Linked DNA regions of Homo sapiens: region 1 is linked to region 2. Evidence: read pairs that join two places in POLR2A ChIA-PET (ENCODE). Cell type or tissue: A673. All regions are shown on one strand. Each heading gives the region's core, and the rest is flanking DNA. Links, peaks and the distances in the headings are about the cores only. Region 1 overlaps SLC15A5 (solute carrier family 15 member 5). Region 2 overlaps LOC101928362 (a long non-coding RNA gene).

Region 1 (9,792 bases), core at 787-8,786, 83 kb after region 2:
TTAATTTTACCTTCTTTTCCTTCTCAGTACATTACTAAAAATAACTGTAACTGTAACTCTAAGAGAATGAATACTGCCTGAACAACTCTGGTCATTTGTCTCTGATTTATGTCACTTTCAATAATTCTTACAGCATAGACACAAAAGATTACTAGAATATTTGACAAAACAAGTGCAATATCAACTTTATAACATGTGTTTCACAACACTGGAAGGACAGTGGTGTTAGTTATAAAAACAAACACTCTCTGCCCACTCCCTCTCAAAACACCTGAAATTTCTTTTTATTTTAGCACCAAATGTGGGATAGAATACATATTTATATAAAGCACTGTAGACATATTTACTTTCATCTACCTACTTCCTTCACCCCTAAACTGGAAAGCCTCGAGTATGACATGTCACTAATGCAGTATTTCAAATTTGATTGTGGAGGGGTTGTTTTCAGTTTCTTTGATGTGGTACATGTGACAGGTAAGTCTGGCCTTATATTTATGGATAATTCCTAGCTTTATGCAGCTGGGGATTTGAGATAATGTCCCAGTAACCCTCACAAGATTGGTTTGGTTCTAGGACTTAACAATAAGATTGTATCAGACTAATATGAACTTGGCTGTGGGGGTGTCTAGGGTGCTAAAACAGACCTCATCCTACCTGTATTTTGGTGAGGATGTTGTTTCATAATTAATACACTGTCCTCAAGATCTTGAGGACAAGAATAAGTTGGGACTGCCTTGTTCTTGATAGATTTGCCACTATTACCTGGCTGTGAACAGATACACCTTTGGGTTTGATAAAAAATGGGATTGTGATTGCATATGTGCTGAGATTAAATATGATTTGACTTGTAAGTAATGTGTTTCAATAATGCTGTCCCTGGGACATCGGTACTTTTCCCCATTTCTTTGCATGCTTATTGTTCATTAGTGTTTGACAAAAATAATCAGTATAGAAAAAAATCGGAATCATGCGCTCCTCACTGCAGACACTGGTCTTTCTCTCTCAGGTTTCATACTGTGTCTTGCTTAACTCTTCTGACTTGGCCTGTCCAATCCCAATGGCCAATAGGTCCCCAAGGCAGCATGTGCTTTGGCATTGATGTCATTGGTTCTAGCTGCTTAATCTCTGGAGGCAAATTTTCCAGAATCTCCTTACTTCTGACATGTGACATCCATTCTTTTCCTGTGGGGTGCTCGTCAACAGGTGGTAGTGGGTAGAGTTATTTTAACTGAAGGAAATAGTTTTCTCCCAAACCAAGTTAGGAATTGTCAGAGAGCAAGAAGGCAGCTCTTCTATGGCACCTGGAGGCAGCATAGTATAGAAGTGTAGAAGCATGGGCTTCAGAGACAAATTTGGGGTTGAATCCTAGTTGTGTGAACTTGGTCAGTTTATTTAACTAGCTTTGCACTTTAGTTTTTTGATTTATAATGTAGAATGAGAAGATCTATATGCCAAGAAGGTGGTGGGGAGTAAGTGCAGTTGTTTGTGTGTGTATAGCATGCCACCCAAGAAACACAGGCTGCTCAACACATAGAAAATTAATTTCTTTCCTTCTTGCTTTGTTTCTTCCTCTCTCTCTATCTTTATTCCCTCCCTAAGAAAGTATGCAGGAGAAGAGAAAGTAGATAGGAGATGGAGAAGATTTGGTAAGAATCAGATTCATTTCTGAATGAACTTTACATTTTTACTTAGTCACTTCTCATCTTTGGTTCCTCCAATCTCTGGTGTGTTGTATATTTTTATTCTTACCTCCTCCTCTGCACTCCACGCCACTATTTCTCACTTCTTTACAGGAACTCACTAGTTCCACAATCAGAGAGAAGGAATCACACTTGAATATTTTAATTTGGGCCCTAGATGTTAGCTCCATGTAGACTACAAGTTTGCCTGTTCAACTCTATTTCTCTATTGCCTGGAACAATGCTTAGCATGTTGGTTGAGTGTATATATTAATGAGTAAATCCCTGGGCTAATAGATTCTGGGTCCAGTGCCATTTCTACCTGAACTCTGTGCATGACTGCGGTCATCTTGGCCACACCTCAATGTAAGTCTAGGAGAAGAATAAAAAGGAGGAAGAAGAGAGCATATGGCTAGGCATAAGACCATTATAATTACAATTGCTAACACTTCAGAGCATTTACTCATCCTCACAAAAGCCTTATGATACAGTTACTATTTTTATCATTTCCATTTTTCAAATGAAGTAACTGAGGTTTAGCAAGGTTAAACAGCTTGCTGAAGTTTGTATAGCATGTAAATTGTGAAACTGGACTCAACTTGGGTGACTAAATTATTTTATGAAAGACAAGGATCAAACCTTACCATAGGATACAAAATAAAAATTGAGAGATGGTGCAGGTTTTTGAGAATTGCTGGGTGAGCACCACTTATGTGTCTGGAGGCAGTAGATGGAGGGGAATGAGGCCATGTGAAATCTGTTTTGCTACAATGCTGAGAACATTCCTGTTGGACCTTTCTGCAAAACTTTCTGGTTCTCTAATTTGATTTTCAATCTAAGAATGAGATCAGCATTTAGGAAAAGTATATACTGTGAAGGATCAGTTTGATAATTTATACACTTTGGAGTGTAAGAAATGTAAAAATTCAGGGAGCTATTAAGGCTTTTAATTTTGTTTTCAATTCTGCCTTGCATGAGGTTTGATTCTTTCTTATGCTGGACCATAAGCCCAATGAGAGCAGAACACTGGTGAAAATAAACCTTTATTGACATACTGACTTTGACATCTTTCTGGTTTATGACACCACCTATCACATGGCTGATGTTCAAAAAGAGATTTGTTAGGTTAATAAAATAATGACCTAGGCAAAGGTGAAGTGACAATGGATGAGATAATATATGACTAAATGACTAAAGAGATAAATGGATGGAAGGAAGTGAGGAAAATGAAAATCTGCTTAGTTTCTGCTTCGTGACAGACATTGTGATTAGCACTTTATCAATATTCGTCCCCGTAAAACCCACAAGAGGTTTTTTATTTTACATGTGTAAAAACAGAGGCCCAGAGAGGTTAGAGAATTTTCTCAAAAGTACACAGCTGTCCAAGAATATGTCAAGGGGAGAGAGAGAGAGAGAGAGAGAGAGAGAGAGAGAGAGAGAGAGAGAGAGAGAGAGAGAGAGAGAGGCTGGCAATGGATGGGTGGATGGATGGTAGCTGGTACATATTAAGCCACTCTCAGGTGACAAGCTAAGGGATTTTGTAGTTTTTTTTAAATTGACCTTGAAATGGTCACTGCTGATTTAAAAGCCTGAATAGGATCCAAATCTCAAGCATCATTAGATTTCTAGCTATTTGTTTAATGGTATTTGCTTTTAGTGGTAATGATTCACTCGTTCTTATTATCGATAAGCTTATTTCTAATTCTAAAGTGATGCTACATAGTGGGGAAAAAAATCTTGTGTTAGGATATGTTTTAGAATTTGTAAAGTACTATTTTATTATAAGGATTGATGGAAAAAGTGAAGTTCCAAATTGAAATTTCTTACCCTGAATAATCTGTTGAATTGCTCTAATATTCTAATTTGTCCAGTCATGGTGTACAGAATTCCCTGGCTCAGTGATGGTTCCCAGACCAATATTTCATGGACTCAGAAATTTTTCATCTTACCACACACTTACTTACCTTTGTGAAACACTGCAGAATCCCAGGACGTTCAACAATGTTAATGATGCCAGGAAGAAGAAGAAGCTTTCTAAATTGCCTTTGTTTAATGTGTTTGGAAACCAATTGCCTGTTTGGAACAAATGTAATTGTTATTCAACTGCAGAGTTGTAAGTTTCTGTGAATATTTTATCATTCCACAATTCATAGAGCTTTGTTCGCTTCAGTAATATCCACAAAGCAAAAAAGCTCATCTGAAACTTGATTGTCAAAATTTATTTAATTCTGTAATTAATAGTAAAATGATAAGCAAAGCACCCCAAATATTTTGAAGGTCACAAAACACTCTTAATTTGCATCGCACAAATATAGGTGTCAGAAGAACTGGGTTGTAAAGGTAATCCTGACTATTCCATTAACTTGCAGGAGCCATGTGTGTATCTTATTTATCCTTATATTTGTAGTATTTAGAACAGTGCCTGGCATGTGGGGATTATTTGGCAAATATATAGTGAATGAATGAAAAGTATTTTCTATGACCAGAGAGTCTGTTTCATATGCTAATTGTAAGGATAGTGAGATGATGTATATAGGTGATAGATGTTAGATTATTTTCACAACTTTGATAAATCCAGGGCTACCTTATGATAATATCACAGACCTCATTGGTCAAATTACTTGCAATCTCTGGCTAACATGGAGATTTTCTTTTCACCTAATAAGTAAATTCTTCAATTTGATACCACCAAATAAAGGATCTGTACTTCATTATGATGTCATACTGGGTATATATGAAACTATTCAAGGTTCAAGGTAATTACTTTAATTTGCTTCTAAGTTTTGACTTTTGCTTTGGAGCTGTGCTATAACTCTATCTCTATCTCTGTCTCTGCCTCTGTCTCTGTCCCTGCCTCTGCCTCTGTCTCTATCTCTATCCACGTACATACTTTTTATTTCTTCAGTAAATTTTGGGGTATTGTTTAATATATAAAATATAATGCACTATTTTATGAATATTGTATATGTGATACTTAATTTTAGGCAATACTTTAAAAACAGCAAGGAGAACTAGTATTACCAAATGTATTTACATTGCACTACAGAATGCTTAAAAGGGAAAAATCTAACTTAACAGAGAGAATTTAATTTAACTGTAGCTAGCTCTGAATGAGTTGAATTTTTTTACTGTTATGCATTATGAGAACATGAAATTATCATCTTTGAAGACACCAATGACAAGGTTTCATCATTTCCTTGCCTTTTTATAGGAACAACTCCTACAATGGAAGGTGAAGAGGGTGTGGGACCAGAGCAATCAGTCTGTTGACCCAATAGGACTGGGCTTCAGTACCATCTTTGGCACATGGGTTGTAGGGTTGTTTCCTGCAGTAGAAAGTGGTTCTTGGCCTCTCCCTTGACAATGCATACTTATAAATGGGATTTAACTTAAATATTCTGATCATAGTCAGCAAGTGCATAAGTATGACAATTGTGATTAATTGTGCCACTTCCCATTTAAAGCTGTTTGTCTTCTGTCTTTTACCTACTCAATGACTATTACTATGGATCAGCAATGAAAATTAGCTGTGTCTATTATATTCTTGGACCTATATCTGAAAGCTAGCCTAAATAAATTATAGCACAAATAAATAAAACGGTAAAGTGCAACTTACAAAATAGGTATTATTTTGTCAAAAGAACTGGGTTGTAAAGGTAATCCTGATTATGCTATTAATTTGCAGTAGCTGTGTGTGTCTTATTTATCCTTATATTTTCAGTATTTAGATCAGTGCCTGACAAATAGGGATTATTTGGCAAAATAATACCAAAATAGGTATTATGATAGGTATAAATAAGTATTACTATACCTATTTTGTGGTTCCACTTTACCATTTTATTTGGGTTCTATTATAATGAAAATTTATGGTTTTATTGCTACAGTTACATGATGCCTGTATCTGGTGTTTAGATGAGTAAATGAAGTTCACTGAATGTTTCTCTATAAGTCTTGTCTATTGGATATTGTGTAGCCTTTTTGATGTGTATATGTGTGCTTTTGTGTGTGTGCATGTGTGTGTGTGTGCCCGTGCATGTGTGCACACAGGAACTAAACATTTGATTGTACTTGAGTGGGGAGAGTTGAGGTGGAGGTCAAGATAAGGTGCAATAACATCCTACTTATTTTCAGGAAGAACTAAACCATCCTTCTAAGCCTATTCAAACAGTGCTATTTTTTCCCCTCTTGAATTAATATCCCAATTGTATTTCTGTCCTTTTCATTTCACATCAGCACTTTGCATGTCATGCGATTATACCTTTTTATCACCATGTTTCTCTGACTAGTGTAAGAGGAGTTTGCACAGAGTATGTGAAGCTTCAGAATTAACATGACATTAATTCTTCTTGGAGCATGAATTCTGGTCCATAATAAGTAATTGAAAAGACTATATTATAAGAGAGTCAGATGAGGAAGAAGAATATAAATTCACTAAGATCTTTAAAGGTAAAACATAATATTTTAAAGAAATTGTTTCATTATGGCAAATACCAGCCTTTTGGGAGATACTACTAGATCCCCCTGGGCACACCAGAGCACTCTCATCACTGGGGATGCTGTGGAAAACAGAAATGACAAGTACTATGACTTGGTATTTGGGAGTTTGTGGGTGACAGGAGAGAAGGACATTTGTACTAGAAAAGTTAGAGAAAGATAGTATAAATCTGTGGATATGGACAAAACATTTTGTGAGTGGGATTATCTTAAAAAAAAAAAGAAAAGAAAACCCCAAACCGAAGATTGCCATATTACGTATTCAAACTTTCTATAATGCTCCTGTATTCATTCTTAAATATCATTTTTAGCATGTGGCTTTCTTTCTAATGCTCATCTTCATTCTAGTCCCACATTTTTTCCATATTTAGATTCATTTAACATTCTCTGTATAGCTGATTTACATGGTAAAGAGAAGCATCGCCTGAATTGATAGCATGGGACAAACACTTGTATCAAGTCAGACAGAAAGATTCTTCAGGACACCTAAAGTTTACTTTATTTATATGGAGATGATCTGTCTATGTGAAGAGACAGAATTGGGTATAAAAAGATATAGAAAGGGCATGGGCTTTAGTCAGGTAGACTTTTAAAGTTGAATCTTGCCTTAACAGTGTAGTCGTTGGGCAAATAACTGGACCACTTAAGCCTCAGTTTCTCTTCTATGAAATGATGATAACAGAATCTCCCTTACTGAGTTGTCATGAGAAGTTAAAGAGATAATGGTTGTCAAGGGCCGGACACAGAGGAGGCACTCCACAAACCTTAGATTATCACCTCCTCCTGCCCCCTTTCCAGGTAGCTCACACACCATCATGTAGCCTGAGCTTGATCTTGGGTCTGTCTCCTATAAGATACTTCTTCATGTTCTGTATGCCTTTTTTTTTTTTTTATCATTGTCCCAGGACTGGTTGTAAAATGTTCCGTTTAACATTGTCAGTTGACTCCGCTCTTAGGTACTATAACTTTATTTTAGTAGCTTATAAACTTTTATTGTCGTAATTCACATTTGTGCCATTTTTCATCTGACATTTCCAGTAGCTGATTGAAATCAGGAGCATCCTTGCAAAGGAGACATAGTGAAGACTTGAGGTCTAGAATGAGGCTAACTAAACTTCTCCAGATCGCAGGATAGCTGAACAGGAGCATGAGAAACAGTGTGCCACATAGAGTCTGATGGGTCATTCATTCCCTGCCATTCGTAATGCCCACAGTGCACCCTAGTTAATACTTTCATAATATAACCAGCTAGTTAGTAATAGTGTTCAACTGCTGAAGTAGTAAAGGACTCAAAATATTTAGCATTGTTCAGAATTCCTCCAAATATCTCTTGCTTAGCTAGATGTATTTGTTCATTTGAAAGTCATTTTTTAGAATTTTTTTGTGTACCAGAAAATGTGCATTCCATGCTGCTTAAGAAAAGGAATTCATAAATTAGTAGGGGACAGGCAAAGTGTAATTATTCTGGAGCATTAGGCCTTGTAGACACTAAATAAAATGTTTCTATTTATCCGAAATTATCACAGTCATTTTAGAGACAAAGGATTGTAGAATCATCTAGACTCACTCTTTATTTTATATATTAATGAGTGAAGGAACAGAGAGGTCAAGTGAAACATCACTCAGCAGAACCCTCATCTTCCTGCTGTTATATCAAATGCACTGCTGTAGTCCACCTCTTGGTGTTTAATGCAACTACCACTTTTATGACTTTCTTTAACATCTTCTCAACAGTTTTAAAATGTCTGGATTTCAGTCTTTGAAATCACTTACCTCAAATTCTTTCTAAAATACCTAAGGACGACATTTCTACTCTGGTCCTGAGACTGGCATTCAACCTACTGTGAGATTCTTAGAGCAATTTACACTAAATTTAAAGCTTTTGAAACTGGATTGAGAAACATATATCGTGATACACACATGCTATAACACTATAAACTACACAAATTTGCTAATATGAAAGAAAAATACAGTTTATTTCTCTTCTATCTAATGCCCTACGTTGTAAGGCTCAAAATTTCATTTGCTGCCTTGATGCCTTTGAGCCTCACAGGCCCCAAAGGTCTAACCACATGTTCCCCTGCTTTCATTAGATAATGCTCCTCACCCAGAGGGAAGAGCTCCCCACCTGGCTAGTTCCCCTATTAGCCAGGCCAGCTGCACTCCACCCGGGTCTCAACCTAAGACGTTTCACTTCCCTGCTAGCTCTCAACATTATTCAAAGCAACCAATCACATTTAGCCGACAGGAACCAGCCTGTCACCACAGCCCTTTGTTACTACAAAGCCTGCCCCCCACAGACCCTGCTTGTTCACTGTATGCCTGAGTGCAACCCCAGGTGACCCTGCACATATCAGGGTATTTTCCTTTCCCAGGCTGTGAGTGTATGTGACTAATAAACTGCTGTCAGTCTCATGTGTAGACTGTCTCAAAAAAAAAAAAAAAAAAAAAGGATGCATGTTTTCCATAATCTCATACTATTTAGAGTAAGAGACACCCCCAGGTCACCAATGTGGTGAATAAGAGATGATCAGAACAGACCCTCACCACAGAAATCAAGGTCAGTTCTAGAGAAAATAGTAATAGCTTTTGCTTTAATGCATAATTACTGTTTATTTTTCTTTTGGAAGGAGGAGAAAAGAGAAAGGAACCCTCCCATTCATCCTTCCGTATCACTACTCAGAACCAAGTACCTCTGCTTCTAAACTACATCAGGGAGTGCAACTCCCATGGAATCACAGGACAAGAAGAAATGGGAACAGATATTTAAGGTAATAGATATACAAATTACCTTGATTTGACTATATAAATTTATCAAATGATCACACGTATCTTGAAAACAAGTACACCTAGTATGTATCAATAAAAAATTTTTTAAAATAATAAAAGAAGTAATGGGAATAAGACATAGTCATCCAAGAAGTATTGGATGCAGTGCAACCTGCCTGACCAAAAATAAAACATTATAGGTGAGTATGAGTTCTGGGGGGTGCCAGATAGCCATGTATGCTTGACACTGTGGTCTATAATCACTCTATCTAGTCAGAGTGTTAGAAAACCTAAAAATGCTGTAAAGTTCTCATTGTAGCCTAGCAGTCTTGGGCTTAATGGGTCACTTTAACTGTAGACTTTAGCAAAAATATCCACATACACTCTCAGTTAGTAAACACTACTCTCAGCAAATCTCTTCTTTTGAGCATGAGTAAACAGAAAAAGGGTCAATATGGGTAAGGAAAAGTGACTACGATACATGTTATAAATGTTGCTTACAGGAAACACCCTGAACACAGAATGACAAAGCTTAAAATAATAATAATATTATTAATAATAATATAATAATGAATGAGAAACTCATAAGACAAAGACAAAAAATACTGGAAAGTACTAATCTCAGCAAAGTTGAATTCAAAGGAAAAACTATTTTAAAGGGACATTGAAAATTTTTTTATATTGATAAAAAACACAATTCAAATTGAAGATATGCCAGTGGATTTCCCTTAAGTAATGAAATCATAAAAAAATCTGTTGTCTTTTGGAAAAAATGATATATACGTAATTCTTATCAATGACTATAACACACTCTTGCCAGTTTTTGATCAAATTGTCAAAGAAGAGATGT
Region 2 (9,792 bases), core at 1,190-9,189:
AATTTTGCTATCCCATTGTCTTCTCAACATGCAAATATTCCAGAGAGAGTTATCACGGATTTCACAAGGACGGTTTGTATCAAGTCACTTTTCCTGTTTCACAAGAGAGACTGGTCAACATGAAAGGCTTGAGTGCCTTGGGAGAGGGAGAAATAATAGAAGGGATGAGGAAAAGGAAGGCAAGCACCAAAGATATCTCCTACTTAAGAATTTTGCCAAGGAGCAAAATACCATCATTCATTCATTCAATTCAACAAACATTTATTTAATATAAACAAGCAAGTTATTAATTTATATCTCTCCTTGTAACCAAAATAATTATTGTCCTGTCTGCTGTGGACACAGACCTAGTTCCCAGTGTGGACATGACATAGAGAGCAAAGAACAATAGGTTACAGAAAAATATGGAAGGCTGATCATTGTTCAAAATATAATGTGCTGTATAATGGATGTATCACAGTTCATTCACATTTAGAGGAAAGGAGAACTCTAGGAGAACAGGAGTAGACCTTGATAAATAACCAGAAGTGGAGACAACTAGGTACTATCATAGAGCCATCATAACTGAAATATAAAATGCAGGCAAAGGAAAAATTTGGGTGGAAAATAACGAGTTCCGTTTTAGAAATACTGAGTTTGAAGACAATGTCCAGCTAAGGAGACAAATTTCTAGACTGAAAGTTGAGATTTTGGAATTATCTGTTTCTAGGTGGTAGTTTAATATTTTGGTTGATGGGATTGCCCAGGAAGATCAAATACACTGTAAAGAAGGTCAAGCACAGTATAACAACTTTAATGGGTGGCACAATGAATATGGAAAAGACTGACTTGGGAGGTGGAGGCACAGAAAGTCAAGAAAGAAAACAAAGGTCAGTGATGTGACAGAAAACAAGAGGGGAGAACATTTCATGGCGATGGGAAAGGATTGTCACTGGTGCCAAATGCTTTTTGGTTAGTGAGTTCCAAATGCTTTAGGGATTAGTGAGTCCACTCTAAAAATTGGACACTTGGAGGGCAATTCAAAGAGATTTAGCGATGTCACGTGTTGTGGAAGGTATCCAGGGGGAGGAAATTCTTTCCCCAGTCTTTTCCATGCTATTCTCACAATAGTGAATAAGTCTCACGAGATCTGAAGAGTTTTTCAGGGGTTTCCACTTTGCTTCTTCCTCATTTTTCTCTTGCCACTGCCATGTAACCTCAGTGGGCTGAAGAGAGAACATCGGGAGAAGAAGGATAGATATTAAGTGAACTCTTTCAAGGCAGGTTAGCTGTGAATACATTAAACTCCTCCAAAATGTGGTCTCTGGCCAAGAAATTGCATTTTGTTACTAAGTAAATTATCACAGATATGTAAAAAGAAGTACATCTACAGATAACTCATCATAGAATTGTTTATAAGAAAAAACTGGAAACTTTGATGTGCAACTGTAAGGCATTGGTTAAGCAATTTAGGATTCAGTCATGAAAAAAATATACAACCCTTAAAATTATGTTGAAGAAAATATACAGACATAAAAAATGTTTGTGAAATATGTTTTCTAAGACTTCTGATTGGGACTGTAGTCATTTTGTAATTTGAGGAAAGTCATTAAAAATGCACCTACACCCAAACTAAGGTTGGCTATGAATAGAGAGAAGAGATAAGGTAGTGGAGGGGAATCAGTCAAAGAATGGTTTTTATCTTCATCTTCCTTCCCCTCCTCCATCGTCTTTCTTACTTTTTAATTAATTGGAGACACTTGAACATGCTTATTTGCTCCAAGGAAGTAGCCATCAGATAAAGGCTTAAAAAATATATTGGGCTTGCAACAGGGAAAAGTAAGTGAAGAATTAAGTTTCATCTGAATTTGAGAAAAAATCAAATTCAGAGGAGAGTTGATGTGCCTAATGCTAAGCAAGAATGAAGACAGGATGGGGAAGAAGAAATGTAGATGGGGATATAAATGGGTGTGTAGGTGAGGGACAGGAGACGAAAAATCTGAGGAATGTTCATTCAGTACATTTTACTTTTTATGTGAAAGAAAAAGCTAGGTCACCCATCCACAGACTATAAGTGGGGTAGGGATGAGAATGAAGACCTTAGAAGTGTTGAAGTTTAGGAATATGATTATTTGCAGAGAATGGACAAGGACACATTAGTCTTATGGACGTTAACTTATAATGCTTGCCTTGTTTTCTTTGACATTGATACCACGGTAAGTCACAAAATGGGGAGCAAAATGTTAGCATGTTAATGAGAGGAATTCGTCTGCATAACTGTGTGAGTGAATAAGGTCCTGCCTCTTCATCTTATCACAATCGCTAACATGTATTTATGGAATTCTCATGATCAGGGCACCGAGGAAATTACACCAATGATGAGCTATAGTGCCCTTCCTTACGGAACTTACATCTGGTTGGGGAAAAGAGTCACAGTCACTTGAAAAGTTAACTACATTTCAAGGTAATTTTGCCATAAGTGATGAAAGTGGCATAAAAAATCAGACAGATGATTGATCACTTACAACTGGAGCGGTGAAGAGAGATTTCATATAGTTTTTACATTGCCTTTGTGTAGTTATTTATTTCCCTTTTCCAATAGAGTAGGCACTGCCATATTCATCTTCAACCCCTACCGTATTTCCTGGTACATGACAAGCACTTAATAACCATCACTGAATGAATAGACTAATGAATAAGCGAATAAACAAATCAAGTTAGACTTGAACAGGTGAAAGGGATAGAAATTCATTACAGTAGGGTTATGGTCACATAAAAATAAGGAATAAAGGAGAAGATAAAATAAAATCGCATTCACTGAGTATTTACATGCCAGATATTATATTATATTATATTATATTATATTATATTATATTATATACGATTTTACCTATATTATTAACTCACTTAATTGTTACAGCAACCCTGCAAAACAGGTATAAATATCCACCACCATAAAGGAATTAAAAAAGGAATTCCAGAGAGATTAGCTAACTTGCTCACACAGTGAATAAATGTCAGCAGTGGGACTGGAGCCTCTAGGCACAAGGCTTGGCCTAGGGCAGTGAAGAGGTGGGTTTCCACATCCTCCCTTCCAGGGATATGGCTGTCTTTAGCTTGACTGCAGTACATTATGTTTCTCTACCTTTAGTGTCCTGTAACTACTAGTTACATCTCAGAACACAGTTGAGTTGATGGCCTGAGTCCCCACTGCCCAAGACATCAAGTTGAGACTTTGGTATGACCCCTGCTTGTCTCTCCAGACGTATTCTCAGCTATCTTCATTAATTGATATCCATGCTACAGCTTTCCCGAACTCTGCTGGCTCACTTGCCCTGCTCCTCTTTCCCTCATGCAATTCTCTGTTCCCAAATGCTCTTCCTCATCTTGGCATTTATTCAGCTTTCAAAATATCACTCCATGGCTACTTCCTCTTTTCCTAATTTGTAAATGATAATGGTTGCATAAATTGATGTTTTGTCTTCCTAAGGCTCCATCATATTCTCTTTTTTCCCAAATAGTGATGCTGATGGATTCGTCTTTCTCCTCCCCTAAAGAGGACTTGGCCAAAGTGCAGTTTAATATTTCTTTATCTTTTATTTAAAAAAATTATTTGTTGATTGATATGGTTTGGCTGTGTCCCCATACAAATCTCAACTTGAATTGTATCTCCCAGAATTTCCACGTGTTGTAGGAGGGACCCAAGGGGAGGCAATTCTCTCGCCTGTCTTTCTCATGCTATTCTCGTGATAGTGAATAAGTCTCACGAGATCTGATGAGTTTATCAGGGGTTTCCACTTTTGTTTCTTCCCCATTTTTCTCTTGACACTGCCATATAAGAAGTTGCTTTTGCCTCCCGCCATGATTCTGAGACCTCCCAGCCATGTGGAACTGTAAGTCCAATTAAACCTCTTTTTCTTCCCCGTCTCAGGTATGTCTTTATCAGCAGTGTGTAAACGGACTAATACATTGATTAATTTTTTTAAAAAAATATAAAGACGAGGTCTCAGTATGTTGCCTAGGCTGGTCTCAAATTCCTGGTCAAATCAGAGACAGTGCTGGGATTACAGGCGTGAGCTACTGTGGCTGGCCCAGTTTAATACCTCTACAGCTACAAGTGGCCTCTCTACTTCAATATTGTGAAACACCAGGGAAATTTGGACACTTGCCCCAAGGCTATGATTCTGAAATTTTGTTCCTTTGGTAACTATGGAACCTCTTCCCCTCATCCCATGAGATAAAGAGAAAGGAGAATTGAAGTTATGCGCATATATATATATATATATATATATATATATATATATATGTATGTACTTTATGTATATATATGTGTGTGTATATATATATATGCACTTTATTCAGAGCCCATACAATTTTTCAGTTTCGTAAAGTTCTGGAATTCCTGAGCTCTTCTCCCTACATCCTATCCTGTGTCTGCTTACATTTTTATCCATTTTGGGAGTGTCTGCTAAGCTACTTGAGAGGAACAGAAAGGAAGCTTCTGCAGGTTCTGCCCAGGGGTGGTGGCCAGAGTGCAGCTGTGCCGGCCCCCTGGAGCCTGAGAGGCTGGGAGGGAAATGCTGGTGCCCTGAGAGAGGCTTTTTCTCAGGAACAGCGTGAAACGACACCCTTGTCTAGCTCCAGGGATTAATTAGCACTGCTTTGAAATAAATCCTTTACAAGAATTTTACTTCTCTGCAACAGGAAGCTATTTTTGAATTTGGATCAATTTACTATTATTAAATGAGACTAAGGATGGTCTTCTTCCATAGTCCTCTTATTCTGAATATAGCTAATGACTTCAAAGCCATGCATTAATACCATCCTTACTTTCATAGTGGTCAGGCCTTGCCTCTAGGTCCTGGGTGAAGAAGGGAGTGCTTATGGTTTGAGTATTTGTCCCCTCCAAATCTCATGTTGAAATTTGATCTCCAGTGTTGGAGATGGGGTCTAGTGGGAGGTGTTTGGCTCAGGAGGCGGATCCCTCACGAACGGCTTGGTGCCGTTCACGTGGTAGTAAGTGAGCTCTTGCTGTTTGTTCCCGGGACAGTGGGTTGTTAAAAAGAATCTGGCACCTCCCCTGCCCTTGCTTTCCTCTCTTGTCATGTGATCTCTCACACACTGGCTCCCCTTTATCTTCTGCTATGAGTGGAAACAGCCTGAAGCCCTTATTAGAAGCAGATGCTGGTGCTGTGGTTTAGCTTGCAGAATTGTAAGTCAAGTAAACCTCTTTTCTTTATAAATTACCCAGCCTTGGGTATTCCTTTATAGCAATACAGACTAAGACAGGTGGCAACTATGGTCTTTGCTACAGACTGGGCCTGGAGTTAAGTATTTGTGGTGCTGATGGGGGAAACTGAAGCTGCTACATAGTTTAACCTGCCTCAAGTTCAAGGATGTTTGGGGGCGGCCCTGTTTGCACTCACCGAGATAGGCCAGCAGGGGAAGGAGAATTGTTTCAAGAGCTCATAGGAGACTCTTTGCGGATCCCCTACTCTATAATTAGATGGCAGCTGGAAGAGAGAAGAAATTACCTATGGACTATGGGCACACCCATAGTCCACCAAGAGGGGATTCCCAGCTCGTGCACTCCGTCTCCAGATCTTCCAACTCTCCCTCATGAGTGCTCAGAAACTCCCTAGGGAGCCCTTAACCTGCAGCTTTCCTGTCATCTTGCTCTAGCAAAGTGGTATCAGAGAACATTTGTTTCTGACTTCTTGTACTTCATTAATTTTTACAAAATCTGATAAAATTTCTACTGCTTATCAAAGAGAACAAATGTTGTCTTCCAACAGGCACAAAGGCCAAATCAGGATGTGAAGTTAAAACACGTGTCAAAATTACATCTTTACGTGTTCATTTATACAGTTGTCAAGAATCTACACCTATTCCTAAAATCTCTGTGTACTGATAACAATTAGTAGCCATAAATAACCTAAATAAGTAGCCAAACTTTTTGCTAAAGGTTCAAATTTTGTTTTGTTTTGTTTCTTTTTGAGTTTGGAAAATTGAGGGACACTGGAAGCCCCTTTTCTATATAGAATATATTCCCTAAATTACAGAAGTGCAGTGAGTAAAGATAACTTGTACTATCCAGGTTTGCAGGAAGGATTAAAGAAATAAAAGTAAAAACTCAACATCATTTTGGCTACGTATTTGTTTATATTTAAGATTATTTATTTAGGATGTGTTCTTACATATGAACTTGTATACAAGTAGATTAAAAAATTGATAAATATTGCCAGATTGCTTTTACGAAAGGTAGAAACAATTTATACAAGAAAATCTTATTTTACTTAATACTGGATTTTATTATTAAACAATTATTTAAAGCCAGTGAAATTTATATTTGGAACTTTGAATTCCAAGAGTTCTATTGAACTTCTGTAGAAATGCAAAACAACAGCTTTAACATTTGCTAGGGCAAAGTTTTAATATTACGCGTAAATCACAGCACAGTTCGATGTACTCGAGTTCAATTTATTTTAACACACTTATTGAGTCTCTTCCATGTTCAAGGGACTGCACTATGCCTGGAGGCAAAAAGGTGGATAAAATGTGGTCCCCTACTCGGAAGCAGTTCCTAATAGTGTGGAGGACACCAGCATGTAAATCAATGATGAGAAAAAAGCTAAAGAATGATAAAAATAACAATAATAATCAACATTATAAAGTGAGAAGTATGTTCCACAGTCCAAGCATTATGTCTTAACATGCAGAAATGTAAAACACCCCTGGAGAATTAAATCCCAACACATGTTCTATGTATTTATGCAAAAAAGTGAATGATGTGGAATGATTGCAAACACAGGAAGTATGATTTTTTTTTTCAACTGTCTCAAGAGTATGAAACCCGATTGTTACAAAGACATCAGGAAGTCCATCTTGAATTGCTATCTAAAGCCCCTGCCTCATTCTTCTGATGCAATCTCAAGTAGATATCAAGTTAAAGAAACCATTTAGCACAGAGAAGAAATGTCACAGAAAAATCTTGAAATGTTACTGATTTTTTAAGAATGGCATAAATATCATCTGTAACATTTATCCCCAGAATGGAAGTGAATGAAGGATTACTCAGAACATATGAGAATGTCATCATTATGCAGCATTGAACAACATGGAGTGAATAAGCAGGAGACAGTAAACTTTAGTCAAAAGGGGACTCTGTTCACCACTGGGTTCCTAAGGCTTTGCATTCAATAAGTGTTGATTGAATCAGTAACAATGTTGTGATAATAGTAATGTGTTGCAGCTTTTCACATAAATTGAATTTTGATATGCATAGAAAATATTTTAAAGGCCAAATTTCTAGATTTCTTTGAAAGTTTGAAGCAAAACTCTTCTTCAGAACATAGGCTCAAAAGGTAGAGCAAAGTGAAATGCAAGCTTCTAGAGACAAAGTATGCTTGACACATAGATTGACTGAAGAGAAGCAAAATGGTTGAATTGCTCTTGGTAGTGGGTCACTGTCTAGATCTTCCTTCAGGATGGAGGCACTCATTCCAAACACCTGGGAAATAGGTGGTTGACAGCATGGACCTGAATGACTGTCTGGGAATTACCCTCAAAGGAAGAGATCTACTTGGCCCAAAGTAGCTCACACTCCTTTCCCTAGAGCAGCCCTCATCTATGACTGGTTGTTGGGGCCCCAAACAAATTGTGTGTAATAAAGTCCCATGCTCCTTGCCTCAAGGTGGGACAACTCTGAATACTTATTCCAGCTCCAGGACTTTCATGGGACTGTCTGAGGTCTGTCTGCATCGCAATTGCATTCTTTCACTGGCGTAAGCCGTCTTCCTTCACTTCCTCACAGATGGTCCCATGAGCACTCCCCAATAAGCTTCATGCGTGCAGCTCTCTGTCCCAGAGTTGGCGTGCTGGGGAGTCTGACCAGCGATGTTCTATGTCACTTATTATTTCTAAATAAAGAAGAGGGAGCTCTTCTAAAAGCTAAAACATCCCAGGGAGAACTGGGTTTGGGCCTTGGTTCAAGCTCAGTGCTAGGCACCCATGTATTCCAAAAAATGTAAAGTGGTAATCAGAGAATCAGAGAGATTTTCTTAGAATGTCTTAATTTTGAAGCTCTGTTTTCTAGCATTTAGCTACTTCTTATTATGTTAGAATATTACAAAATATTTTCAGTTTGATTTTAAGTGTAGCTAATATTTATTTAGCATGTATTTGTTTACTATTTATGTAAAATGAAACATAGTTACAGAAAAATAACACGGAACTGTGTAGATTAATGAGCGAGGCATTTGTTGAAATAATTACCCATCTTTAGAAATAGAACTTTTCTGGCTACCCAAGGAGCCCGTTCCAGTTTCAGCACTTCTCTTTCACTTCAAAGTAACCACTATCCTAATTCTATAATAAGCATTTTTTGGCAGTTCTTTATAGTTTCATCAAAATTGTGTATCCCTAGCCACTATAATTTTGTCTTGCCTATTTTTCAAATTTTAGGACTTCTAAATATTTTTAAATCTGCAGATCCTCCCTCTATCCCTTTCTTTTCCTCACAAATTATTTATTGAAGAACCTGAGGGATATTCACTGAAGAACCTGAGGGATTTGATCTGCAAAATTTCTTATAGCCTGTGTTTTTCCTTTTAACACTTTTCTTTGTCCTCTGTATTTCTACAAATTGGCAGCTGGATTCAGAGTCGTGTTGATCCCTTCTGAAAGATGAAATTTCAATCCCCATTCGATCCACTTAGATATCTTCACTGAAGCTTAAATTGTCCTGCATTTGGCTAGTGGGAGCTTCTTCAGGTTGGCTTTCGAGTTATTTTATTTATTTATTTGTTAGTTTGTTTATTTATTTATCTTTGAGATGGAGTCTTGCTCTGTTGCCCAGGCTGGAGTGCAGTGGTGCAATCTCAGCTCACTGCAACCTCTGCCTCCCGTGTTCAAGCGATTCTCCTGCCTCAGTCTCCCGAGAAGCTGGGATTATAGGCACCTGCCACCATGCCTGGCTAATTTTTGTATATTTAATAGAGATGGCATTTCGCCATGTTGGCCAGGCTGGTCTTGAACTCCTGACCTCAACTGACCCACCCGCTTTGCCTTCCCAAAGTGCTGAGATTACGCGCGTTAGCCACCATGCCATCAAGTTCTTTTAACATGACTGATAATTTTGTTTTGCTATTTGGCATGACAAGGTTTTCCAGGTGCAACTCGTACATTTCTTACCGTAGACATGGAAATAGCCACTTCTTCAAGAACAGTTGGTTGTTGTTTTGGGGGGAAATGTTACTTTAAAGCCACAACCTCTTTGCTAGAGATGGTTGTTGTTTCTAAGCATCTTCAGTGGACAAAGTTATTCCATGAGTTCACACTGATAGTTTTAATTTAAATTCCAGAGCACAGTTTTTTTTTTTTTTAACTTCTGCATTGCATCTGTATTTCCTTTCTTGCATACCAAAATCTTAGTTCCCAAGGACACAGGGGATCATAGAATCAGAACATTGCATAATTAATCATTTACCCAATTCTAATATTACATACCCAAACAATACTAATAGATCACTGGCAATATAATTACTGAAAATAACTAAATTGTTTTTGCATATACTTTCCTCATTCTCCCCATTAAGTGTTATAGGTGTGCTATATCTATATTATCTAAACATGTAGCTTTTAATACTATACTTTCCCCTTTTATTAAAGCTCATTTGATCTTAGTTCTATAGTAACTGTATGTTTTACATACTGTATTTAGCCCTACTCATCAGTCCTTATGTCTATGTCTCTCTAGTGAGTTGGATTATCTGAAGCTCATTACTAGTGTATTCCTCAGTAAGGGCTCATGGG

Evidence for each region. Peaks named below come from ENCODE experiments on the same cell type or tissue, not always from the same donor. Only the 100,000 strongest peaks of a DNase experiment are listed, where the experiment ranks them.
Region 1: POLR2A ChIA-PET joins it to region 2 with 6 read pairs; 3 of 35 experiments call an interaction of 5 or more read pairs at or near these places.

Annotation. Positions count from the first base shown.
Region 1 is chr12:16,190,702-16,200,493 of GRCh38, forward strand. SLC15A5 (solute carrier family 15 member 5) reads right to left here. Exons shown (of 9, transcript NM_001170798.1): 8 at 3,644-3,752. It overlaps LOC101928362 (a long non-coding RNA gene), which reads left to right. Exons shown (of 11, transcript XR_001749028.1): 2 at 8,804-8,944. Among named protein-coding and RNA genes, the nearest start is that of SLC15A5, 82 kb to the right of the region's middle. In A673, for the core only: no CTCF peak of the experiment used is centred there; no DNase peak of the experiment used is centred there.
Region 2 is chr12:16,107,776-16,117,567 of GRCh38, forward strand. The region is part of intron 1 of LOC101928362 (a long non-coding RNA gene); the gene reads left to right. Among named protein-coding and RNA genes, the nearest start is that of SLC15A5, 170 kb to the right of the region's middle. In A673, for the core only: no CTCF peak of the experiment used is centred there; DNase peaks (open chromatin) are centred at 4,626, 5,026 and 5,596; H3K4me3 peaks cover 1,072 bases; H3K27ac peaks cover 3,032 bases.